Linked DNA regions of Homo sapiens: regions 1 and 2 are each linked to region 3. Evidence: read pairs that join two places in POLR2A ChIA-PET (ENCODE). Cell type or tissue: HepG2. All regions are shown on one strand. Region 1 overlaps PPP1R13B (protein phosphatase 1 regulatory subunit 13B). Region 2 holds the start of LINC02280 (long intergenic non-protein coding RNA 2280). Region 3 overlaps LOC105370689 (a long non-coding RNA gene).

Region 1 (8,000 bases), 56 kb after region 3:
CTTATAGAATGAAGACGCATGGCTGGAAACAACCAAATCTTCGTATGGTTCTTTGAATGTCAAGTTTTTGGCACAGAAGAAAGCAGCTCCTAATGGGGGATTCTTCAGTCCTGCTTTCATCTGCCGTTGATTAGCAGTCCGGCCCTGCTGTTTCCAGTCTGTCCTGTCTTCTTGGGACATAATCTGCCCACCCTCTCATTCCATCTGTGGCTTACTCCTTTCTGTCTTAACCTTCCGTGGCGTCCTTTGGGAAGTCTTTCCTGTTGGAGCAGGCAGCCCTTCTGTGGGATCTCGTGGCATTCTGCAGTTCTGTACCATAGTTTTCTGCTGTCCTTTCTCTGTGTCTGCTCCAAGTTTAGTGAGGGCAGAAGTTAGCTCAGAGCCTGGCCCAGGGCCAAGCTGGGCTGAGTAAAATTTTCCTAAATGAATGAATGAGTGATCCTGTAAATGTAACCAATTTATGTTACATAAAAGGTAACACTGCCTTACACTATGGGTTTTGGCTTCTTGCACTTTTTTTTTTTTTTTTTTGGAGACAGAGTTTCGCTCTTGTTGCCCAGGCTGGAGAGCAGTGGTGTGATCTCGGCTCACTGCAGTCTCTGCCTCCCAGGTTCAAGTGATTCTCCTGCCTCTGCCTCTCAAGTAGCTCGGATTACAGGTGCCCGCCACCATGTCTGGCTAATTTTTTTGTATTTTTAGTAGAGTTGGGGTTTCACCATTTTGGCCAGGCTGGTCTCGAACTCCTGACCTTGGGTGATCCACCCACCTCGGCCTCCTACAGTGCTGGGATTACAGGCATGAACCACTGCACCCGGCCGTGCTTTTTATACTGCCATGTCTTGCCATAAAACAAAAACATTAGAGCCCAATTTTAGTCTCTTTGTGTGGTTGGTTATTTGCCTCTGGAATTGAACAAACTCTTAAAAATCACTCTTAATAGAGAATACCTTATGGTCCAATTGGTTTCTTGTCCTTTTTGAGAGTTGCTGGTAGTTAGATACTAAGGCTTCTGTGGGATAACTAGGAGAGGAAAATGCTGTTTTTATAATAGCAATAGTAGCTGCTTATACTTTTGGTAATAAAGTCACAGTAGCTAAGTTCCATGATTAAATGTAATGGAAAAATGAACCTCAGTGTTTTGTTAGCTTTTTTTGTTAGGTGACAACCAATTGTTATCGAAGTCTCTTAAGCTGAAGCTTTATGGTTAATGATATAGTATATCATATCTATATTTATATATCTATAGTATTATATATACTTTATAATACTATATATCTATAGTATTATATATACCATATATCATACACCAGATATCACACTATAGATCTATAGTGTGATATATACTATATCATACTATAACTTTCTAGCAGTTTGTGATGTATTGGCTAATATTCAGAGGAGAAGTCTGGTGCTAGGAATTACTGAAACCAAAATTTTACACTACCATGAGATAAGAAATGGGTTTCTCAATGTTTTTGGAGGCTGTACTACACATCTAGATTTTTGCAAAATCTCATTGCTTTCACATTCCACTCTCCACCCCAAAAAGTATCTAGTACAGTCTTTTTTTTGGAGTCTCGCTCTGTCGCTTGGGTTGGAGTGCAGTGGCGCGATCTCTGCTCACTGCAAGCTCCACCTGCCGGGTTCACACCATTCTCCTGCCTCAGCCTCCTGAGTAGCTGGGACTACAGGTGCGTGCCACCACACCTGCCACCACACCTGGCTAATTTTTTGTATTTTTAATAGAGATGGGGTTTCACCGTGTTAACCAGGATGGTCTCGATCTCCTGACCTCATGATCCACCCGCCTCGGCCTCCCAAAGTGCTGGGATTACTGGCGTGTGCCACCGTGCCCAGCCTTAATCTACTTTTTTTTGCCTTTTTTTTTTTGAGATGGAGTTTCGCTCTGTCACCCAGGCTGGAGTGCAGTGGCATGATCTCCGCTCACTGCAAGCTCTGCCTCCCGGGTTCATGCCATTCTCTTGCCTCAGCCTCCCCAGTAGCTGGGACTACAGGCGCCTGCCACCACGCCCAGCTAATTTTTTTTTTGTATTTTTAGTAGAGACAGGGTTTCACCTTGTTAGCCAGGATGGTCTCTATCTCCTGACCTTGTGATCTGCCCGCCTTGGCCTCCCAAAGTGCTGGGATTACAGGCATGAGCCACTGCACCTGGCTTTTTTTTTTTTTTTTTGGTAGAGACAGGGTCTAGCTGTGTTGCCCAGGCTGGTCTCAACCTCCTGTCTTCCCCACTGTGCATGGCCTATACCTACCATAATCTAAACTTAACTGCTTTGTACTTTTGTTTTGAAATTTTCAATGTATTTCTTGTGATTTGAAGCTTTATTAGTTTGTCATAAAACCATAATTTATGAACTCTCTTACTATAAAGCGAGGAGAAATCCAGACTAATAACTGCTAAGATCCTTTGTAATGCTGACTTCTCATGGTAATACCTGAGTAGACCTCTTTATGTGAAAGCCCTGTTAGGGAAGCTCCTGGTGAAGCAGGTGGGTTTCAAGTTTGAATTGTGTATGCATCCTGAGATCCAGAAAGGTCAAGTGGCCTGGGCTGAGCGGGAAGTAGTTATATCCTGGGTGTTAAATCTATAAAGGCTTACTTTGAAGATATTGCGAGTTTGGTTCCAGACTACTTTAATAAAGCAAATAATCGCAATAAAGTGAGTCACACAAATTTTTTGGTTTCTCAGTGCATATAGGTTATGTTTGGCCGAGTGTGGTGGCTCGCAGCTGTAATCCCAACACTTTGGGAGGCCAAGGCAGGTGGATCACCTGAGGTCAGGAGTTTGAGACAAGCCTGACCAACATGGTGAAACCTGTCTCTACTAAAAATACAAAAATTAAAAATAATAGTAAAAATAAAAATACAAAAATTAACCAGGCCTGGTGGTGGGCACCTGTAATTTCAGCTACTCTGGAGGCTGAGGCATGAGAATCACTTGAACCCGGGAGGTGGAGGTTGTAGTGAGCCAAGATTGCGCCACTGTACTCCAGCCTTGGCGATAGAGCGAGACTCTCTCTCAAAAAAAAAAAAAAAAGAAAAGAAAAAATCACTGTCTACAGTGTTGTTTAGTGTAGTCACCTTCGTCAGTGATTGTAGCTGGATCTTCTGGATAACTTGCTGCAGCTTTTCTGTCATTACTTGTTGTTTCACCTTGCACTTTTATGATACAGAGATGACTTCTTTCCTTGAAGCTCATGAACCAACCTCTGCTAGCTTCCAACTTTCTTTTGCAGCTTCCTCACCTTTCTCAGCCTTCATAGAATTGAAGAGAGGCCCTTGCTCTGGATTAGGCTTTGGCATAAGGGAATGTTATAGCTCATTTTATTGATCCAGACTACTAAAACTTTCTCCATATCAATACTAAGGCTGTTTCAGGCTTTTATCATTTGTGTGTTCACTGGGTAGCACTTTTAATTTATTTTAGGAAGTTTTCCTTTGCATTCACAACTTGGCAAGAGACATAGCTTTCAGCCTATCTCAGCTTTTGACATTCCTTCCTCTTAAGGTTAATCATTTCTAGCTTTTGATTTAAAGTGACAGACATGGTCACTTTCCTTTCACTTGAGCACTTAGAGGCCACTGTAGGGTTATTAATTGGCCTGATTTCAATAATGTGTCTCAGGGAATAGGGAGGCTCGAGAAAGGGAGAGAAATGGGGGAATGGCCAGTTGGTGGAGCAGTCAGAACACACACAACACTTACCAGTTAAGTTTGCTGTTCTACGTGGGTGCTATTTGTGGTGCCCCAAAGCAATTACAATAGTAACGTTAAAGACCACTGATCACAGATCACCATAGGAAATATAATAATAATGAAAAAGTTTGAAATATTGAGAGAATTGTGACACATGGGTGAGCACATGCTGTTGGAAAATGGCACCAGTAGACGTGCTTGACACAGGGTTGCCACAGCCCGTCAATTTGTTAAAAAAAATGCAATATCTGCAGAACTCAATAAAGCAAAGCACAATAAAACAAGATATGCCTGTACTTTCAACAAATATATTTGTGCTCTGACTAAATGCCAGGGCATTGTGAAAGATGTGATGGCCCAGTAGGGAAGATAAATGTAGTACAAAGAAAGTGACATACAACAAATATTTATTACCCTTTTATTATATACCCACATGATCATAGGCACTGTGGACTTAAAGACACTCATTTGCTGTCTCCTTTTTTTTTTTTTTGAGGCGGAGTCTCGCTCTGTCGCCCATGCTGGAGTGCAGTGGCGTGATCTCAGCTCACTGCAACCTCTACCTCCCAGTTCAACCGATTCTCGTGCCTCAGCCTCCAGAGTAGCTGGGACTACAGGTGTGCGCCACCACGTCCAGCTAATTTTTGTACTTTTTTAGTAGAGATGGGATTTCACCATATTGGCCAGGCTAGTCTCGAACTCCTGACCTCGTGATCCGCCCACCTCAGCCTCCCAAAGTGCTGGGATTACAGGTGTGAGCCACAGCACCCTGCCTAATAATGCCTGTCTCTAAATAAATTATGATGTGATCATATAGAGAAATAGCCTTAAAAAAGAGAATGAGGGCTGGATGCTGTGGCTCACACCTGTAATCCCAGCACTTTGGGAGGCCGAGGCGGGCAGATCACAAGGTCAGGAGATTGAGACCATCCTGGCTAACACGGTGAAATCCCGTCTCTACTAAAAATACAGAAATTAGCTGGGCGTGGTTGCACGCACCTGTAGTCCCAGCTACTCGGGAGGCTGAGGCAGGAGAATTGCTTGAACCTGGGAGGTGGAGGTCGCAATGAGCCGAGATCGCGCCACTGCACTCCAGTCTGGCGACAGAGCAAGACTGCATCTCAAAAAAAAAAAAAAAAAAAAAAAAAGGATGAGGTAGAATGTTTTTCAGCTGACAAAACATATTGTTAGCTGGAAAACTAACATTCTACTTCATGTGGCCTCATTGTGAAAAAGGAAGGAAAGTGTTTTGTGGTGTAGAAAGGGTTTGAAAGGATATGTATGTACCTGCTGTTTAAAGTGTGGGTCATTAGGGGGCTATTTTTTATTTCCTCTATTGGTTGACTTTTTTTTTTAAAGTGTATGTATATTAATTTGTAAAAATAAGAAAGATACTTTAAAAAACAGGATTTCTGGCAGGCTTGAAAGTTGTTATACATGGAAAGTGATCAGCACAAAGTCCAGCATATAGTAAATGTCAATAAGTGGGTGCTATTACTGTTATTGTTGGAGGTGGCAGTCAAGGAGGAGGAAGACTGCTAGACTGAATAATTTTGATGGTTGAAATTTGGTTCTGGGGTTTAGAATTTCCAAGGTCATTTGATTCCCCAGGTATAAGATCTTGGTGACAAGGTAGGGTCCAGAGCCCATGAGTTTTGGCTGGCCTTGTGTGAAGGAAGCAAAATGTAGACCAAAGCTAGGTCCAGTGTGCAAGTCGTATGTGAACACTGTTCTCCCTTCTCCATCCCTCCCCTTCTCCTTTGAGAATAACACTGTCCAGCTCACCTTGATGGAGGGAGAGCAGTGGCCTGCCAAATTGTCCCTGTTGTTTTTTTTTTTTCTTTTTTTTGAGACAGAGTCTCACTGTGTCACCCAGGCTGAAGTGCAGTGGCGCGATCTCAGCTCACTGCAACCTCCGCCTCCTGGGTTCAAGCGATTCTCCTGCCTCAGCCTCCCAAGTAGCTGGGACCTACAGGCACCCGCCACCACGCCCAGCTAATTTTTTGTATTTTTAGTAGAGACAGGGTTTCACCGTGTTACCCAGGATGGTCTCGATCTCCTGACCTCATGATCTGCCTGCCTCAGCCTCCCAAAGTGCTGGGATTACAGCTGTGAGCCACTGTGCCCGGCCAAATTGTCCCTGTTCTAAGAGACTTAGGGATCCTTATGGGCAATGTGATATAGTAGGCTTTTGGGGTCATCCCTGGGTTTAGATTCTGATCCCCAGCAAGGTGTCAAGCATCTCTTGAGTCTGCTTCTCCATCTGTAACGTGGGGATGATATGACCTACCTCATTCATTTGCATGTCATAAATGGTTCTTTTCCTTGTTCCTGTTCAATGCAGGAAGGATTAGGAAATACTTTTTTTTTTTCTCGAGATGGAGTCTTGCTCTGTCTCTCAGACTGGAGTGCAATGGTGCAATCTCAGCTCACTGCAACCTCTGCCTCCCAGGTTCAAGTGATTCTTTTGCCTCAGCCTCCCCAGTAGCTGGGATTACAGGCGTGCGCCACCACACCTGGTTAATTTTTTGTATTTTTAGTAGAAATGGGGTTTCACCATGTTGGCCAGGCTGGTCTTGAACTCCTGACCTTGTGATCCACCTGCCTTGGACTCCCAAAGTGCTGGGATTACAGGCGTGAGCCACCGGTGAAATAGGTAGTTAGGGTGAATTTTTATGAACAAAGAAATGTATTCTGTGGGGTTTTGGTGTTTTCTCTTTAGACTTGATTTTATAAAAGTTTGTGGTTTTGGCTGGGTGCAGTGGCTCACGCTTCTTCTAATCCCAGCACTTTGGGAGGCCAAGAAGGGCAGATCACCTGAGTTCAGGAGTTGGACACCAGCCTGGTCAACACGGCGAAACCCCGTGTCTACTAAAAATACAAAAATTAGCCTAGCGTGGTGGTGGGTGCCTGTAGTCCCAGCTACTTGGGAGGCTGAGGTAGGAGAATTGCTTGAATCCAGGAGGCGGAGGTTGCAGTGAGCTGAGACTGTGCCACTGCACCCCAGCCTGGGCGACAAGAGCAAAACTCCGTCTCCAAAAAAAAAAAAGTGGCTTTTTGATCCTCATCTCTTGGGATTGTCTTGTGGATGAAACAATGTAGTTTTTCATAGGCATGATTTGTATTGGGTTTCCATATATCCAGATGTGCATGGGAAGGTCTTGGTTTTACCTGTTGTCCTAGCACTCTGTCCTGTTAGCTTATTTTTTTCACTCAAAAGCAGCATATTTAGTTCTTAATTTTATGATAGCTCAATTATATCTCAACTAAATGCCTTGGACTTATTTATTTTTAACAAATATTGTCACTTAGCTTACATTTTCCAGGGTCTTGTTGGTATTTATGGAGCCCTCTTATGTTTTCAAATCATATTATAGATCTATTTTGTGGTCAGCTCCTCTTTATTTATTTATTTATTTTATTTATTTATTTTTTTGAGGTGGAATTTTGCTCTTGTTGCCCAGGCTGGAGTGCAATGGCGCAATCTCAGCTTACCGCAACCTCTGCCTCCCGGGTTCAAGCAATTCTCCTGCCTTAGCCTCCCGAGTATCTGGGATTACAGGCAGGCATCACCACGCCCGGCTAATTTTGTATTTTTAGTAGAGATGGGGTTACTCCATGTTGGTTAGGCTGGTCTCGAACTCCCAACCTCAGGTGATCCGCCCACCTCAGCCTCCCAAAGTGCTGGGATTATAGGCGTGAGCCACTGTGCCCAGTGCTCCTCTGTATTTATAATTCACACTTGATATGTTCCTGTGTCAATTTTGGGTCTCTTTTGTGACTTAATTTCAGTTCATTTCTATGATTTTAAAAGTTGCGGGGAGGCTTCCCGACTTTTTCAGTGCCCATTATTATCAGGTACTGAAATTAAAAAGAGGAAGAGGAAATTAGATTTGAGAGAATATGGTATGTCGTGCTGTTGCTAGACATTTTACAGACCTCCTTTAATATTCAGTGAACAAGGTAACTGAATACTGACAAGGATGTGTCATGCAGGGATGAGAATCAGCCTGGATTTTAGTCTTCATTTTGTTACCAAGATGATTTATTAACCTTGACAAATTATTTCCTTTTCTGGGCTTCTACTTCCTCATCTACAAAATGGGGAAAGAGTGTTGGATAGATTAGGTTCTAATCTGGCTCTAAGATTTTATGACTGATCTTTTTGATAGCTTGAAATCTCAACATAACCCTTTTAATTGAATGCTTTCAAAAGGACTAAGTAGCAATCACTTTCTTGCTTACTAACTCAAATTACAAGAAAAACAAAAAGTTATCCCTTTTTT
Region 2 (8,000 bases), 780 kb before region 3:
TTGGTGTTTATATTTTGTCTGGCAATTATAGTTTTTTTTTTTTTTTTTTTGAGATGGAGTCTTGCTCTCTCGCCCAGGCTGGAGTGCAGTGGCGCTATCTTGGCTCACTGTAAGCTCTGCCTCCCAGGTTCATGCCATTCTCCTGCCTCAGCCTCCTGAGTAGTTTGGACTACGGGCACCCGCCACCACGCCCGGCTAATTTTTTTTTTTTTTGTATTTTTAGTAGAGACAGGGTTTTGCCATGTTAGCCAGGATGGTCTCGATCTCCTGACCTCGTGATCCGCCCGCCTCGGCCTCCGAAAGTGCTGGGATTACAGGTGTGAGCCACTGTGCCCGGCCTGGCAATTATAGTTGTTATTTGCACATTAGTTGTTCTAATTGGAGCCACCTGGCTTGTATTGGGAGCAAAAACCTCAGGCAGTTAGGATGGACAGAGGGGCAGGTCCCTCAACCCAGTGAGGGATGGGCCCGGGTGGACTGGTGTGTAGTTTGATGGGGTTCAGGCTTCCTCTGGTTTGCCCTGGTTTGGGGGATTGGTCTCTCCAGATTTCAGCTGAGAGCCTGGCGGGTCTTGATCTCCCCACTTTGAAAGGCTGTGGGAAGTGCAGTCCAGCCTCACAGAGCTGCTCAACTTGCTCCTGAGCCTCCTCCTGCAGCAGCATTGAGATCCTACAGGTGTCTTGGGGTGGGGCTGAGGGCCCCGCTGCCTGGTTGTGGCCCTGGACACTCCGATTTTGCCACTTTCCTCCCTGTGACAGTGAGAATCTTTGCTGGTTTCTTCTTCCCCGGCTGTAGCTCTCTGCCTGGGCCAAGCCCAATCCTTAGCCCAGTGTCCCAAATAGGCAAATGTCCCCAGGTAAAAAGATGGCTGTGGGTCACCTGCTTATCTGACAGTTCTCCATTCTCTGGAATTTTAGTTCGTTAAGTCCTCGCAGCCTCTGCAGCTCTCTGATGCCTTCGCAGTAAGGTTTTCACAATGTGTCTGGCCTCCTCAGTTATTGTGAGTAGTTGTGGTGACCTTCCCTGTGGGATCCACCTTGCCTACGTGAAAGTAAAAGTCCAGGTATTATTATTATTATTATTTTTGCTCTGTCGCCCAGGCTGGAGTGCAGTGGCACAATCCTGGCTCACTGCAACCTCCGCCTCCCAGGTTCAAGTGATTCTCCTGTCTCAGCCTCCCGAGTAACCGGGACTACAGGCACGTGCCACCAAGCCCAGCTATTTTTTTTTTTTTTTGTATTTTAGTAGAGATGGGGTTTCGCCATGTTGGCCAGGCTGGTCTCGAACTCCTGACCTCAAGCGCTCCACCTGCCTCGGCCTCCCAAAGTGCTGGGATTACAGGCCTGAGTCACGGCACCCGGCCGGAAGTCCAGGGATTAGTTTTACACTGTCAAGGTGTATTGCATTCTGGTCTGCATCCAGTAGGTTAGTCTTATTTCCAAGGCAGAATGGTTCTCGTGTTCCCCCGCAGGCTCAGTGTCTGCCAGGCTCTTTGGAGTTATAAAGATCAAGGAAGAGACTGGACTGGAAAGCCTATTGGAACCCCTGCTTTCCATAAGGCATTAAAAATACCCTTTAAGGCTGGGCACAGTGGCTCAAGCCTGTAATCCCAGCACTGTGGGAGGCCGAGGCAGGTGGATCACCTGAGGTTGGGAGTTCGAGACCAGCCTCACCAACATGGTGAAACCCTGTCTCTACTAAAAATACAAAAATTTGCCAGGTGTGGTAGCAGGCGCCTGTCATCCTAACTACTTGGGAGGCTGAGATAGGAGAATCGCTTGAACCCCGGAAGCGGAGGTTGCAGTAAGCTGAGATCATACCACTGCACTCCAGCCTGGGTGACAGAGCGAGACTCCATCTCAGAAAAAAACAAAAACAAAAAAGAACCCTTTAAAATGCAGGTGAGTGTCTTTTGCCCCAGCAACACCAATCCTGGGTCTTTACCTCAAGATAGCACCTTAAAGGTGCTCAAAGACCAAGCTATCAGGATATTTGTGGCCCTACTGTTTAGAATTCTGAAAGAATAACCCCAGAAGTGGTTAATTTCCAACAATACATGGATTTGTTGAACACAAATTGGCTTATGCACACAGCATAATGTGCAGTCATTTAAAATATTGTGTCAGAGTTAGTGGAAACACGGTCAGGTTTTGTCACTGACAGATGTAAGTGGCATTCACGGCGGCCTGCGTTGTGTGGTTGGCATTGCGTGTGTGTCACACGCGTGGAGGCGTCTGGACAGGTGGAAAGTACCTGCAATCACAGCAACTGGCCTCGGGCAGCGGCCGTTGGTTGTTCAGAATTCTTTCGGCTTGCCTGTATTTTCTGGTGTCTTAAAACAATGACTATGTATTTTTTTGTGGCCATGTATTTTTGAGATACAGTTTTTTTTTTTTTTTTTTTTTTTTGAGACAGAGTCTTGCTCTGTCGCCCAGGCTGGAATGCAGTGGTACAATCTTGACTCACTGCAACCTCCACCTCCCGGGTTCAAGCGATTCTCCTGCCTCAACCTCCTGAGTAGCTGGGACTACAGGTGCCTGCCACCACACCCGGCTAATTTTTGTATTTTTAGTAGAGACGGGTTTCACCATTTTGGCCAGGCTGGTCTCGAACTCCTGACCTCAAATGATCCACCCACCTTGGCCTCCCAAAGTGCTGGGATTACAGGCATGAGTCACCGCGCCTGGCCTGAGATACAGTTTACCCAGAGTAAAATGCATAGAACTAAAGTGTATGAGTTTTGACAAATAAAGAGGTCCGTGGAGCCCTCACCCAGAACAAGACTGGGGGCACTGCACCACCTCAGAGGGTCCTGGCCTTCTGTAGTCTACAGTGTATTGTGGGTAACACAAGTTAATCAGAAACGTAAATTCTCAGCTGGCAGAGAGAAGCTGTGTATAAGCCTGGGCTCTCCGATTAGATCGTTCTCACCAGGGTGCTCTGCAGCCAGGGGGTGCCGGGGAAGATGCCCTGCAGGTGCCCTCTGCCCGGCCCTGGGGGAGGAGGGAGGCCCTGCTGCAGGGGAGCTGGGAGCCACTGTGGCCGCCATGGAGGCTGCCACTCTCCCAGCTCCAGTGTCACCTCGGCGGGTGGGGGCTGGTTGTGGGGACAAAAGGCCTTTGTACTCGGGACAGCCTCAGCCCTACTGTAGGGATGGGAGGAGAGAACGGCCACATTCCGAGGTTGGGGGAGGTCACTGGACACAAGGCCTTTCTTTCTGAGCTGCTAGTGCATGTCGGCCTGGCTGGGGACCCCGCTGGGGCCTCTGTGGCCGCTGAGGGCAATTCCAACCAGCTTCATGGGCAGTGGCTGGTGGGGCTGGGGGTGACTCCTGCTCTGGGGCTAGAGAGAGGGGCTCAGTCTCGGGAAGAGGGGTAGGGGCGGTGTGTGCGACTCAGCCACCCTCTGATGCTGAGGCCTGCCACCAGCCCGGTGCCAGCCCTCGGGGACGGTGCCACGCCAGGGCCTGCGGAGTGGTGGTGGAGCTCCCTGGTGGTGGAGGGTTGCCCACATCCTTCTCCTCTTCCTTTCCCTGGTCTACACCTCCCCAAGGTGTGAAAAAGCCCAGGCCCTCTCTACAGCCTGCAGGCAGCGCCATGCCCGGGGAGGGTGCAGTTTGAGGAGGGGAGGGGCCGCCTCGGGATGTTTCCATTCAGAACTGGGACCTGTGGGCCACCAGAGAACCTAAAAGCAAACATGTCTGGCCAGCGACGGGATTAACTCTCAGACTGCAAAATCAAAACACTTCCTGTTAGTGTGAGCTCACTCAGTTATTTAGGCGAAAGCACACTGCCTTCCTGAGCTGGGAGAGTTTGTCTCTCCCCGCCCTGGGGTCCCTCCTGGATCTTCCTGCCTTGACAGCCCCACAGAAAATGCTAAGAGCCCAGGAAGGTTGTGAAGGGTGTGTGTGTGTTTGTGTGTGTGTCTGTGTGCTGTGTGTGTCTGTGTGTGTTTGTGTGTGTCTGTGTGTTTGTGTGTGTGTATGTGTGTGTCTGTGTTTGTGTGTGTTGTCTGTGTCTGTGTGTCTGTGTGTCTGTGTGTCTGTGTGTCTGTGTGTGTGTCTTGTGTCTGTGTGTTTGTGTGTGTGTCTGTGTGTTTGTGTGTCTGTGTGTTTGTGTGTGTGTTTGCATCTGTGTGTTTGTGTGTCTGTGTGTGTGTGTGTTTGTGTTTGTGTGTCTGTGTGTGTTTGTGTGTCTGTGTGTGTTTGCATCTGTGTGTGTGTGTGGGTTTGTGTGTGTCTGTGTGTTTCTGTGTGTCTGTGTGTGTGTGTCTGTGTGTGTGTGTTTGCATCTGTGTGTTTGTGTGTGTGTGGGTTTGTGTGTGTCTGTGTGTTTGTGTGTGTCTGTGTGTGTGTCTGTGTTTGTGTGTGTTTCTGTGTGTCTGTGTGTTTGTGTCGGTGTGTGTCTCTGTGTGTGTTTGTGTGTGTATGTGTATTGGGAGGACAGTGGTCCCAGCTCCTCAGGGGCATCAGGCTCTGTAGCAGGGCCCACCGTCTCGGCAGGAGGGTGCAATGGCCTCACCCACACTGTCCAGGCAGTTCTCTTGGGACCCCTTTTAGCCAGCACAGGTGCCTTCTCCCTCGGCAGGAGGGTGCGATGGTCTCACCCACACGGTCCAGGCGGGTCTCTTGGGTCTCCTTTTCCAGCACAGGTGCCTTCTCCCTAGGTAAGACATTATCCATCATGGTGGTGTTTCAGATGGCAGCGCAGGGAGTGGAGATTTTGGGGCCGCAGTCTTCCCCAGCCCAAGGTGCCCCAGGGCCTGCCCTGGGATGCGGGTTCCTGCCAGAAGTGCCTTTTGCTGCGTGGAATCATGGGGAATGTGGGGTCCTCCCCAGTCAACCTGGGGAGCCCTAGCAGGGAGGTGAAGATGGGTTTAGGGGATCATAAAAAGCAAAAACCAAACCAGATCCCAGTAGAAATCTCCGGGGGAGTTGGGGTCATCTCGAACCAAGGGGAGGGAGGAGAGGGGCTGCAGGTGGGGTGGGGGGTAGTGAGAGGGGAAGAGGGTGAAGCTCTGCTCACAGGAGTCGCCCGTTGCCCAGGCTTTGTGTGCTGGGCACACAGATGCCAGCAGGTGGAAGCTGAGCATGGAGGAGGTTCTCATCAGCTCACCCGCCCTCCTCCAAGCCCCAGGCTGGCCTGGGCTACGTAGGGAGCCCTTGGGGTCAAAAGCACATCCAACCCCTATAACCTTCCCCAAGGGCGTGGACACCTGTAGGAAGGGAGGGAGATCAATTACCTTGGTTCAGATCACAGGTTTTTTTTTTTTTTTTTTCTAAAAATCAGGAAACGGCAAAGATGTAATGACCACACTCAGGTGTAAACTCTGTAGCCGGGTTTCTAAACTAGAACCTACTGATCGTGGGATAAAAATCAGGAAACGGTGAAGATGTAATAACCACACTCAGGTGTAAACTCTGCAGCCGGATTTCTAAACTAGAAGCTACTGATCATGGGATAAAAATCAGGAAACGGTGAAGATGTAATCACCACACTCAGGTGTAAACTCTGCAGCCGGGTTCTAAACTAGAACCTACTGATCATGGGATTCAGGTGTCCCTGAACTTGGATGGAAAAACGTTGCATCTTTACTTTCACCAGCCTCTAGGCTAAAGTGAGTGTTCCTCAATAGTGAATGTGGCCAAAGGACCTAGCGGTCTCCACAGAACCTGGGACTCCACCGTCAGCAAAGTCCTGTGTATTTTCCCATCGTGTTTCAGTTGCTTCGGCGTCTTGAAGCCTCATTTTTGTTCCTGCTTCAACACTGTTGGTCATGAGAGCTGCTGCTAGATCTGGATCAGTAGGTTTTTTTTAATCTGTTGCCCAGGCTGTAGTGCAGTGGTGCAATCTCGGTTCACTGCAACCTCCGCCTCCCAGGTTCAAGTGATTCTCCTGCCTCAGCCTCCCAAGTAGCTGGGAGTACAGGTGCACGCCACCACACCCAGCTGATTTTTGTATTTTTAGTAGAGATGGTGGCGGGGGGGGAGGGGTCTCACCATGTTGGCCAGCCTGGTCTTGAACCCCTGACCTCAGGTGATCCACCCGCCTCGGCCTCCCAAAGTGCTGAGATTACAGGCGTGAGCCACCATGCCTGGCCTGAATCAGTAGATTAACAAGAAATCCAATAACAATTACTTTATTATTTTGGTAACCGTATTTCAATATAGTGGGTGTATGAGTTGGTTCTCACACTGCTATAAAGATACTACAAGAGACTGGGTAATTTATAATCAAAGGAGGTTTTATTTATTTACTGAGACAGAGTCTTGTTTTGTCCCCCAGGCTGGAGTGCAGTGGTGCAATCTCAGCTCACTGCAACCTCCGCCTCCTGGTTTCAAGTGAGTCTCCTGCCTCAGCCTCCCAAGTAACTGGGATTACAGGTGCGTGCCACCATGCCCGGCTAATTTTTGTATTTTTAGTAGGACGGGGTTTCACCACGTTGGCCAGGCTGGTCTCGAACTCCTGACCTCAAGTGATCCACCCACCTCAGCCTCCCAAAGTGCTGGTATCACAGGTGTGAGCCACCTCGCCCAGCCCACAAAGGAGGTTTAATTGACTCACAGTTCTGCATGGCTGGGGAGGCCTCAGGAAACTTACAATCATGGTGGAAGGGAAGCAGGTGCCTTCTCACAAGGCGGCACGAGAAAGAAGTTCAAGCAGGGGAAATGCCAGCTGAAGCCTGGGCGCAGGTGACCACGCAGGCCGAGAGGTCCCACGCCCGCGAAGACCCAGGGAAGCTGGTGGTGCAGTGCGGTCTGAGTCCGAAGCCCTGAGAGCCGGAGGGCTAATGGCGTTAATCTCAGTGTCAGGGCCAGAGAAGGTGAGGTGAGTGTCCCAGCTCAAGCAGCGTGGCAGGAAGAGGGGGGCAAATTCACCTTTCTCTGCCTTCCGCGCTATTCGGGTCCTCAGCGGATTGGGTGACACCACCCACCCTGGGGAGGGCGGCCTGCTTTACAGAGCCCACTGATTCAAATGCTAATCTCATCCAGAACACCCTCGGACATCCCCAGAAATAACGTTCAACCCGGCACCCCACGGCCAGGGGAGCTGACACATAAAGTTAACCGTCACTCCGCCCGCATGGAGAGGGAGCCCACAGGAAGGAGCTGGTGCTGCTGTCTCGACCCTGACCCTGGGCCGTGTGGGTCGTTCTGGCCCTTGCCCCTGCTTGTCTGTAGCTCCCACCCCACAGTGAGGAACCTGCCCCACCACCCACCATCCATGGACCTAATCGCTAAGCTGCAGTGTGCAGGGGGAGCAGTGTAGGGACTGCTCACCTGTACCCCGCGGCAGAAGCGTGTGTCTGCCAGGGTACAGGGCTCATGTGCGGGTCCATTTGCTTTTGGCTTCACAGACTTCGTCGTTTGTGAGGGTACCCAGGTCAGCCCCATCCCCCAGCCCCTCCCTACGTCTGTAATACAGCTGCTCCCTGGGTCTGTGATACAGCCAGAGGCTCTCGCCACACACGGCCCGCCTTCCGTCCTAGACCCCCAGCCTCTTGACTGAGCTTTAAAATTTGCATACATTAAGGCTCACTCTTGCTGTGAAGTTCTGTGGGTTTTGACAGATGCACAGTGTCGTGTCTCTGCCATTACAATGTCGTTCACGTTAGTTTCACAGCCCTAAAAACCCCCCTGTGCTCCACCGATCCAACCATTTCCTCTTTCCCGAACTCCTGGCAACAACTGTTTCCATAAATGTATTTTTCTGGTGGGTTTTTGGTGAACAATTTTATCAAATTAGAAATATTTCATTTGTTTCAATTTCTAATTTGCCCAGAAATTTTTAAAAAGTCACCGATGGCATCACTTGAGACATTGGGACACTTTTTGCCCTGTCATCTATTCAGATGGTATTTGCACGGATCAGATTCTGATATTAAACCTTCCTTGAATTCCTGGGAGAAACCCTTAGATCTATCAGGGTCCCAGCAGGAAAGAGACCCACATTTAGAGCAGGTTACTTGCAGCAGTGTTTAACAAAGGGGCTCTTTATAAA
Region 3 (8,000 bases):
ACTCTTTCCTCCCTAAACCTCACTTCCCTCTTCTGTAAAGAAACCCAGCTAGGCATGGTGGCTCACGCCTGCAATCCCAGTACTTTAGGAGGCTGAGTAGTAATCCCAGTACTTTTGAGGCAGGAGGATCGCTTGAGCCCAGGAGTTTGAGACCAGCCTGGGAAACATAACGAGTCCCTGTCTCTACAAAAATACAAAAATTAGCCAGGTGTGGTGGTGTGCACCTGTGGTCCCAGCTACTCAAGAGGCTGAGGTGGGAGAATCACTTGAGCCTGGTAGGTCGAGGCTGCAGTGAGCCAAGATGGTGCCACTGCCCTCCAGCCTGGGCAACACACCAAGACCCTGTCTCAAAAACAAACAAACAAGAAAAGAAAAAAAGAAAAAACTTCAAGGACCAAGCTCATGCATCGCTGGAGCAGTGCGGGGAGAAGGAGAGTGAGGAGAATCTTGAGACGAGATAGATTCTCAAACGGACATTTACAGAGCCCTCATTACTAGGCACTTGCCAAGTCCTTTGGGGGCATCTTGAGACTCTTTTTTAATTTTAATTTTATTTTGTTTTATTTTTGAGATGGAGTCTCGCTCTGTCACCCAGGCTGGAATGCAGTAGCATGATCTCAGCTCACTGCAAACTCCACCTCCCGGTTTCAAGCTATTCTCCTGTCTCAACCTAAGGAGTAGCTGGGATTACAGACATGCACCGCCATGCCTGGCTAATTTTTGTATTTTAGTAGAGACAGGGTTTCACCATGTTGGCCAAGCTGGTCTCGAACTCCTGACCTCAGGTGATCCACCTGCCTCAGCCTCTGGAGTAGCTGGCGTACACCAATACGCCTGGCTAATTTTTGCATTTTTGGTAGATACGGGGTTTCACTGTTAGCCAGGCTAGTCACAAACTCCTGACCTCAAGTGATCTGCCCGCCTCAGCCTCCCAAAGTGCTGGGAGAATCGTTTTCTAATTTAATTAATTTTTTTTTTTCAGAGATGTTCCTCAGGACTCAAACTCCTGGGCTCAGGTGATCCTCCTGACTCAGCCCCAGAGTAGCTGGGACTACAGGCATACACCATCACCCTTGGCTTGGGAATCTTGAGGGGAAATGAACTAGCCCAGGCCTTCTGGGAGCCAGAGGAGGTCATGACAGACAGCAGGAGGCCGGGAGGCTCCCAGTCATGACAGACAGCAGGAGGCCGGGAGGCTCCCGGTCATGACAGACAGCAGGAGGCCGGGAGGCTCCCGGTCATGACAGACAGCAGGAGGCCGGGAGGCTCCCGGTCATGACAGACAGCAGGAGGCCGGGAGGCTCCCGGTCATGACAGACAGCAGGAGGCCAGGAGACTCCCAGGAGGAAAGTCTGGCACGCTGTCCCTCCCAGACCACAGCGGCTCTCCAGGCCCTGTAGTGGGACAGCCTCTCACCATCCCCCTGGCCTTGGAGTTTCTGTACATCCTGTGCCCTGCAGGCCAGGGTGCTCTTGCCCACGTGTCAGCCCAGGCCACCCAGTGCAGACCCAGGAAATCTTCCAGACCTGTGGGAGCCCCTCATCCCCACCCTGTGTGCACTATGCACCTGGGGCACACCCAGGGCACCTTCCCAAGTGCTGACTATGTCCGGGCACCTGGGCTGCGCCATCTCACCCTCACAGCCACCCTTGAGGCAGGTGCCCTGATTCTTATCCCTGTCCACAGCTGAGAGAAGCCAAGCTCAGGGAACTGGGTCGCAGAGCAGCGGCAGGGGCTGCATCAGGTCTGTCTGTGTCGCCTCGACAAGCGCAATGTCCCGTCAGGGCAGCTTCTGAAGCGGGCCTGCCCTGCCTGCCGGTCTCTGAGACAAGCTCCCTGGGACCGGGCTGGAGCCGGTTGGTCTTTGTGGTGTCCAGGGACTACCTTGCGTGCAGGGCAAGGTTAACCAGGTCCCTGCCAAGACTGCGGCTCACATGTGGCATCCCTACCCAGCCCACTGCCCTGCAGGAGTGGCTCCACTTGGCACTGAACTGGAGTAGGCTGTACAGTTCTGTCCCAGGCCAGGAGGGGAGGGCCTGAGGCCAGGTGCAATTCCCCAGGGCTGGTCCTCACAGGTCCTCCCATGGTGTTAGCAGGGCCCCAAGGCCCCCACCCAGGCCCGAGGCCTCCTTGCTGTTCCATCCGGCCCCAGGGTGCAAGCGCTGCCATTTGGCACTTACATAAAGCATTCAGCAGGCACTCAGCCTGGGCAGGGCCGGGGAGTGGGAGGCAGCTCCTAACATCTGGAGAACATCACCTCCCTGTCCTACATGCTGGAGATAATACAGCTTGTTTGTCTGGGGAGATGCACCTTCCTGGCTGTGCCCAGAGCCGACGGGGCTTTTATGCAATCGAGTGTTTTCAGTGATGACCCTGGAGAGCCACCCCACTTTGGGGGTGAAGGAGGGCCCACACTCGAATATTTTCTATATTGTAAGTTATTTAATCCCTCTGGAGTGGATCTCTCCCAGTGATGTGAAATAAACCAGCTTTCTCTCTTGAGAGTTGTCCAAACCCTATGTACAGAGTAGTCTACCTTTTCCCCCACGGATCTGCAGAGCCAGCTCTTTGTGGGTCAAGTTCTTTAAGAGTTTAGGTTTGATCCTAAAAGTAGCAGAGACCAGTAAACCACTCTAATCCAGGGGGCTGTAGCCTGAGCAGAGAACCATGGCAGGGCAAGCTGGGCGGTGGCTGCTCTCAGCCGGGGTGCGGGGGGGGTATGAGGAGGCAGCAGGGAGGCAAAGGAGGGGCAGGCTTGGAAATAACCTGGGGGGTCTGTTCCCAGTGAGGTCCTGGCTGTCTCCCCTGGGAGCGCTTCTGCAGGCAGGGTCTGCTCTTGGGCAGCCGGGTCTGGCTTCCCTGGCAGGGCCAGGAACGGGGCCCGGAGCCCTGCACGAGACGGATCTGACTGGGTGTCCTGCCTGAGAGCGCCTTCATTTCCCGGATTCCAGGAAGGCTCCCAGAGGGGCAGCGGGCAAGCCCTCAATAGGGGTGTGCGCATCCTGCAGCTCTCGCCAGCCCTTCCGGTGGCCAACAAGAGGCCGGGTGGAGTTTCTGGGAGTGTGTCTGGCCATCCGGAGTCAGGGGCTGGCAGGCAGGAAGGCCCCAAGTTCAGCTAGGCCCCGAGCCTCCCAGAACAGCAGGGAACCGAGGTCCAAGAACCAGCCCGCAGTCACAGAGCAGAGCCACCAAGGGAGAGCCCAGGGCTGCTGGGGGAAAACGGGTGGTGGCAGCCAGTGCCTGGCTGCTGGCCCTGGCCCTCTGTGTGGCCTGGACCCTTCGGCCCCTCCCTGTCTGAAAGCTGCTGGCTGACCGGCTCCACGTTCCAGGTGTCCAAGGCCATGCACAGCCACGTGCTGACCGTGAAGTTGTCCCTGAGCCCAAGCATGCCGACCAGTTGGCCTGGGCACTGCCACGGCAGTGGAGGGCAGCACAGACACAGGCTGCAGGCGACAGGCCTGCCCAAGGGGGAGTTGGCAGCGCACCAGAGGCGAAGGCAGATTCTGAGTTTGCAGCCTCAGCTTCCTGGGGCAGGGGGCAGAGCTAGGGAGGCAGAAATGTGGGAGGGCAGGAAGATGGGGAGAGGCCAGAGGGTTCTGGTTGCCTCTGTAGAAAGGCTGGTGGGGTCCCCTTGCAACACTGGCCCTTGGGCACTCAGCATTCAGGCGGGGCCATGGAGGCAGGCTGCACCAAGACGGAGGTGACCAGCTGTAGGGTGGACTTGGGGATGAGCTAATGAGGCACAGAGAGGGAGGGCTGTGCCCAGGGAAGAATGACTGGGGACCCTAAGAATGAAGCCCAGGGAGGAGGGGGCGTCCCATGCGGGAGACATGGAGTCCCATCACCACACCTGCCAGTGGGCCTCTCTAAATCGCCCCTACCCTTCCAGCCAGCTGCCCCCGAAATGCTGGAGCAGCAGAAACAGCGCAGCTGCTGGCTCTTGCTGGGAGGCCCTGCTCCCGACAGAGCTGTCCTCAGGAGAGGGCAGGGGAATGGGGTTGGAGGGAGCATCCAGCCAGCTGTCTCAGAGGTTGGGGGAAGGAGAGAGAGGAGGCTTGCGCTGTGGATACCCACTGGTGACTTCCAGCAAACAGCTCAGGATGAAAAGGGCTGACTGGAGCACTAGCTCCTCCCATGACGAAGGGAGGTGGGCATTGCTGCTGGGCGACCCCTGGCCCGGGCTAGGAGGGTGGGGGAGCCATTCATCCCAACAGCTTCTCATTCGGTGACCCTGAAACAGGGGGCAAAGCAGGCGTCAGCGTTTCCCGAGCATTTCCTCTGGTGGATCTGCAGCACGTGGGCACGCTTCCAGGGCACTCTGCCAGTCCCCAAAACCACACACGGGGTTGCCACAGAGGGGACTGAAAACATACTGAGCAGCTTCAGTGCTGGACCACAATTGTAAGCACATTTTCTAGCGGCGATTTCACGGTCCTCAAAAGGTGAGTCCCTTGGGTCCCTCCCAAGGAGCCCCAGAGGCCGAGAGGCCAGTGCTGGTTAATGGACCTCACTTTATTCCAGCTTTATTAGCTAATGGCAGCTAAAAGTGATTTTACACAAAATAATGTGTCGGAGATCATTGTTCCCGGGCACAGGTCCCAAATTCCAGCCCACGACCGAAGGCCAAACGTGCCCGTTAATGATTAAACCTCTGGAGTCAGTGCTCAGGGACACAGGCAGGGAGCAGCCCGGAGAGCTGCCGGTCAAGGTGCCCGGCCGGGTGGGGGTGGGGCAGCAGCCAGGCCCCGCCCAACAGGAACCAGTTCCTGCCCAAAGCAGGAGGGGAAAGGCTTTTCCACCAAGGGAAAGCTAAATATTGTCTAAATCCGGCACCCAGGACGACACACAGGCTTCCCATTGTCTGCCACACAGCAGGTCTCGGCCACGGCCCAGGTTGCACCCGTGTGAGGTCAGGGAGGGTGGAGCATCCCGGGGAGGGGGCCTGCCCCCACCGTCTTCCTCTGCACCGAGGCACATTCTTGGGAAAGGTCTTATGTTGCCAAAAGGGCTTAACCACATGACACAAGTGAGCGTAGGTGGGCACCAGTGAGGAAAAGCCATCCTTGGCAGCAGAAGCCGGTGCAGGGGCGACGCTTCAGACCACAGGAAGCGAGCTCTCCACGGTGGCCGAGGGCTTTTCCACTCGGCGAGCCTGGGCACCAGTCCCAGCTCTGCTACCTTTTCGCTGTCGTAGGTTATCTCAGTTTCCTCCTCTGTAAAATGGGAACGTGGTACCTGACCTCAAGGTCACCAAGAGGTCTACCGAGTGGCCCCTGTGAAACACGTAGTGCCGGAGCCCTGGTACCTGCAAGCTCTCAATACCCGGCGATCACGTTCATTACGATTAGGATCACCAGATTCTGTTCCTTTGCGAGATCCTTTCCAACTGCACTTTCATGTCAGTGTTCGTTTGCAGGTTGATGTTGGACCGTATTTACATTCAGTGTTTGGGGCTGACCGGGAAGAAATCTGAAAGTGGAAGAGAAGGGAAGGCACCGGTAACCTCGTCTTCCCAAGAGGAGGTCAGAGGTGAGTGTGAAAGTAAACATATTCTTTTTTTTTTTGAGACGGAGTCTCACTCTGTTGCCCAGGCTGGAGTACAATGTCACCATCTCAGCTCACTGCAAGCTCTGCCTCCCGGTTTCAAGCAATTCTCCTGTCTCAGCCTCCCGAGTAGCTGGGATTACAGGCCCCCACCACCACGCCTGGCTAATTTTCGCATTTTTAGTAAAGATGGGATTTTAGCACGTTAGCCAGGCTGGTCTCGAACTCCTGACCTCTGGTGATCCGCCTGCCTCGGCCTCCCAAAGTGCTGGGATTATAGGCGTGAGCGACTGCACTTGGCCTAAAAGCTCATTATTGAAAGCCACTCAGTTACAGAGCGAGACGACCTCAGAAAGCAGAGAAAATGCGCCCGCTTTAAGTTTTTTTTATATGGGGGTCTTATCTGTATAAAGACTAAACTAAGCTGTGCCCACGTGCGCGGGTGGGCTGATAGCATGACAGAATTTATTATTCGGTTGATTTAAAGAAAACTATCCTTGACATTTTAGTATGCAGGTACAAACAGCATAAGTAGAATTATCTTGAAAGCATATATTATTGTGTCTATCAGAACATCTGGACTTTTCATCGTTGTGGGAGTGTGTCCTTGCAGGTATTTTTAAGCTGTTTTCTCATTTGTAAATATCTCAGTACTATGTGACTGGCAAGGAATGTCCTTTACTAGTTTTAAGATGAAGTTTGTTTTAAGATGTTGTGACCCTGGCTCTCCTAGGCTCTTGTTTCCCTAATAGCAGAAAGAATATTATTTAAAGTTACCAAGGGCCGGGAGCAGTGGCTCATGCCTGTAATCCCAGCAATCTGGGAGGCTGAGGCAGTCAGATCACTTAAGCTCAGGAATTCAAGACCAGCCTGAGCAACACGGTGAAACCCCGCTCTGCAAAAATACAAAAAGTAGCTGGCAGCGTGGTGTACGCCTGTAGTCCCAGTCACACAGGAGGACTAGGTGGGAGGATCGATTGGGCCCCGGAGTTCGAGGCTGCAGTGAGCTGTGTCCACACCACTGCACTCCATCCTGGGTGACAGAGCAAGACCCTGTCTTTAAAAATTAAATTAAAACATATGCCGGGCGCAGTGGTTCAAGCCTGTAATCCCAGCACTTTGGGAGGCTGAGGTGGGCGATCACCTGAGGTCGGGAGTTCCAGACCAGCCTGGCCAACGTGGTGAAACCCCATCTTTACTAAAAATACAAAAATTAGCTGGGTGTAGTGGTGCGCGCCTGTAGGCCTAGCTACTTGGGAGGCTGAGGCAGGAGAGTCACTTGAACCCGGGAGGCAGAGGTTGCAGTTAGCTGAGATCACGCCACCGCACTCCAGCATAGGCAACAGAGAGAAACTGTCTCAAAAAAAAAAAAAAAAAAAAAGTCTGGGCATGGTGGCTCACACCTGTAATCCCAGCACTTTGGGAGGCTGAGGTGGGCAGATCACCTGAGGTCAGGAGTTCGAGACCAGCCCAACCAACATAGTGAAACTCCGTCTCTACTAAAAATAGAAAATTAGCTGGGCGTAGTGGTGGGCACCTGTAATCCCAGCTACTCGGGAGGCTGAGGCAAGAAAATCACTTGAACCCAGAAGGCAGAGGTTGCAGTGAGCCGAGACTGTGCCGCTGCACTCCAGCCTGGGCAATAAGAGCGAAATTGCATCTCGAAAATAAATAATAAATAAATAAATAAATAAAGTTACCAAAAAAGCAGTAGAAGAAATAAAAATAATTACATTAACAATAAAGTTTGTAGGGTAATGTGATGTAGCTGAATTCCCATCTTTCACATGGAGGAGTCAGTAGTGTCTAAAATTTGGTAAGTCGGAGAAAAGAGACGCTGTGCATGGCGCAGAGCTGTCCAGGTCATTGTCAGCAGAACTACACACAGCAGGAGTCAAAGGAAGCAGCTCTTGGGGAGACCCTGGGAAGAAAAACTGGGGTGGGGAGGTTGGGGGCACAGTGTTACTTCCCATCATAAACATCTCTGTGTCGGCCGGGTGCGGTGGCTCACGTCTGTAATCCCAGCACTTTGGGAGGCCTAGGCGGGTGGATCACGAGGTCAGGAAATCCTGGCTAACACGGTGAAACCCCATCTCTACTAAAAATACAAAAATTAGCCAGGCATGGTGGTGGGCGCCTATAGTCCCAGCTACTCAGGAGGCTGAGGCAGGAGAATGGCGTGACCCGGGAGGCGGAGCTTGCAGTGAGCCAAGATCGCGCCACTGCACTCCAGCCTGGGTGACAGCGAGACTCCGTCTCAAAAAAAAAAAAAAAAATCTCTGTGTCATTTATGACTATGACTGTTTTGCTTTCATTCAAAGGACACTTTGTTGGCCAGCTACGTTGGCTTGCGCCTATAACTCCAGAATTTTGGGAGGCCAAGGCAGGAGGGTGGCTTGAGCCCAGGAGTTTGAGATCAGCCTGGGCAACACAGTGAGACCCTATCTCTATTACAA

The links. Peaks named below come from ENCODE experiments on the same cell type or tissue, not always from the same donor. Only the 100,000 strongest peaks of a DNase experiment are listed, where the experiment ranks them.
Region 1: POLR2A ChIA-PET joins it to region 3 with 12 read pairs; 7 of 35 experiments call an interaction of 5 or more read pairs at or near these places.
Region 2: POLR2A ChIA-PET joins it to region 3 with 14 read pairs; 2 of 35 experiments call an interaction of 5 or more read pairs at or near these places.

Annotation. Positions count from the first base shown.
Region 1 is chr14:103,820,902-103,828,901 of GRCh38, reverse strand. The region is part of intron 1 of PPP1R13B (protein phosphatase 1 regulatory subunit 13B); the gene reads left to right. Among named protein-coding and RNA genes, the nearest start is that of PPP1R13B, 23 kb to the left of the region's middle. In HepG2, no CTCF peak of the experiment used is centred here; no DNase peak of the experiment used is centred here.
Region 2 is chr14:104,661,398-104,669,397 of GRCh38, reverse strand. LINC02280 (long intergenic non-protein coding RNA 2280) reads left to right here and starts at 3,840. Exons shown (of 2, transcript NR_135293.1): 1 at 3,840-4,665; 2 at 5,289-8,000. RefSeq lists enhancers at 3,148-3,910, 6,373-6,872 and a silencer at 7,398-7,457. In HepG2, a CTCF peak has its summit at 3,497 (motif pointing left); DNase peaks (open chromatin) are centred at 3,147 and 3,677; H3K4me3 peaks cover 1,080 bases.
Region 3 is chr14:103,876,873-103,884,872 of GRCh38, reverse strand. LOC105370689 (a long non-coding RNA gene) reads right to left here. Exons shown (of 3, transcript NR_188198.1): 2 at 7,278-7,478; 3 at 4,495-5,469. Among named protein-coding and RNA genes, the nearest start is that of PPP1R13B-DT, 33 kb to the right of the region's middle. RefSeq lists enhancers at 2,721-3,402, 4,086-4,768, 4,627-4,921. In HepG2, no CTCF peak of the experiment used is centred here; DNase peaks (open chromatin) are centred at 3,322 and 4,672; H3K4me3 peaks cover 2,712 bases.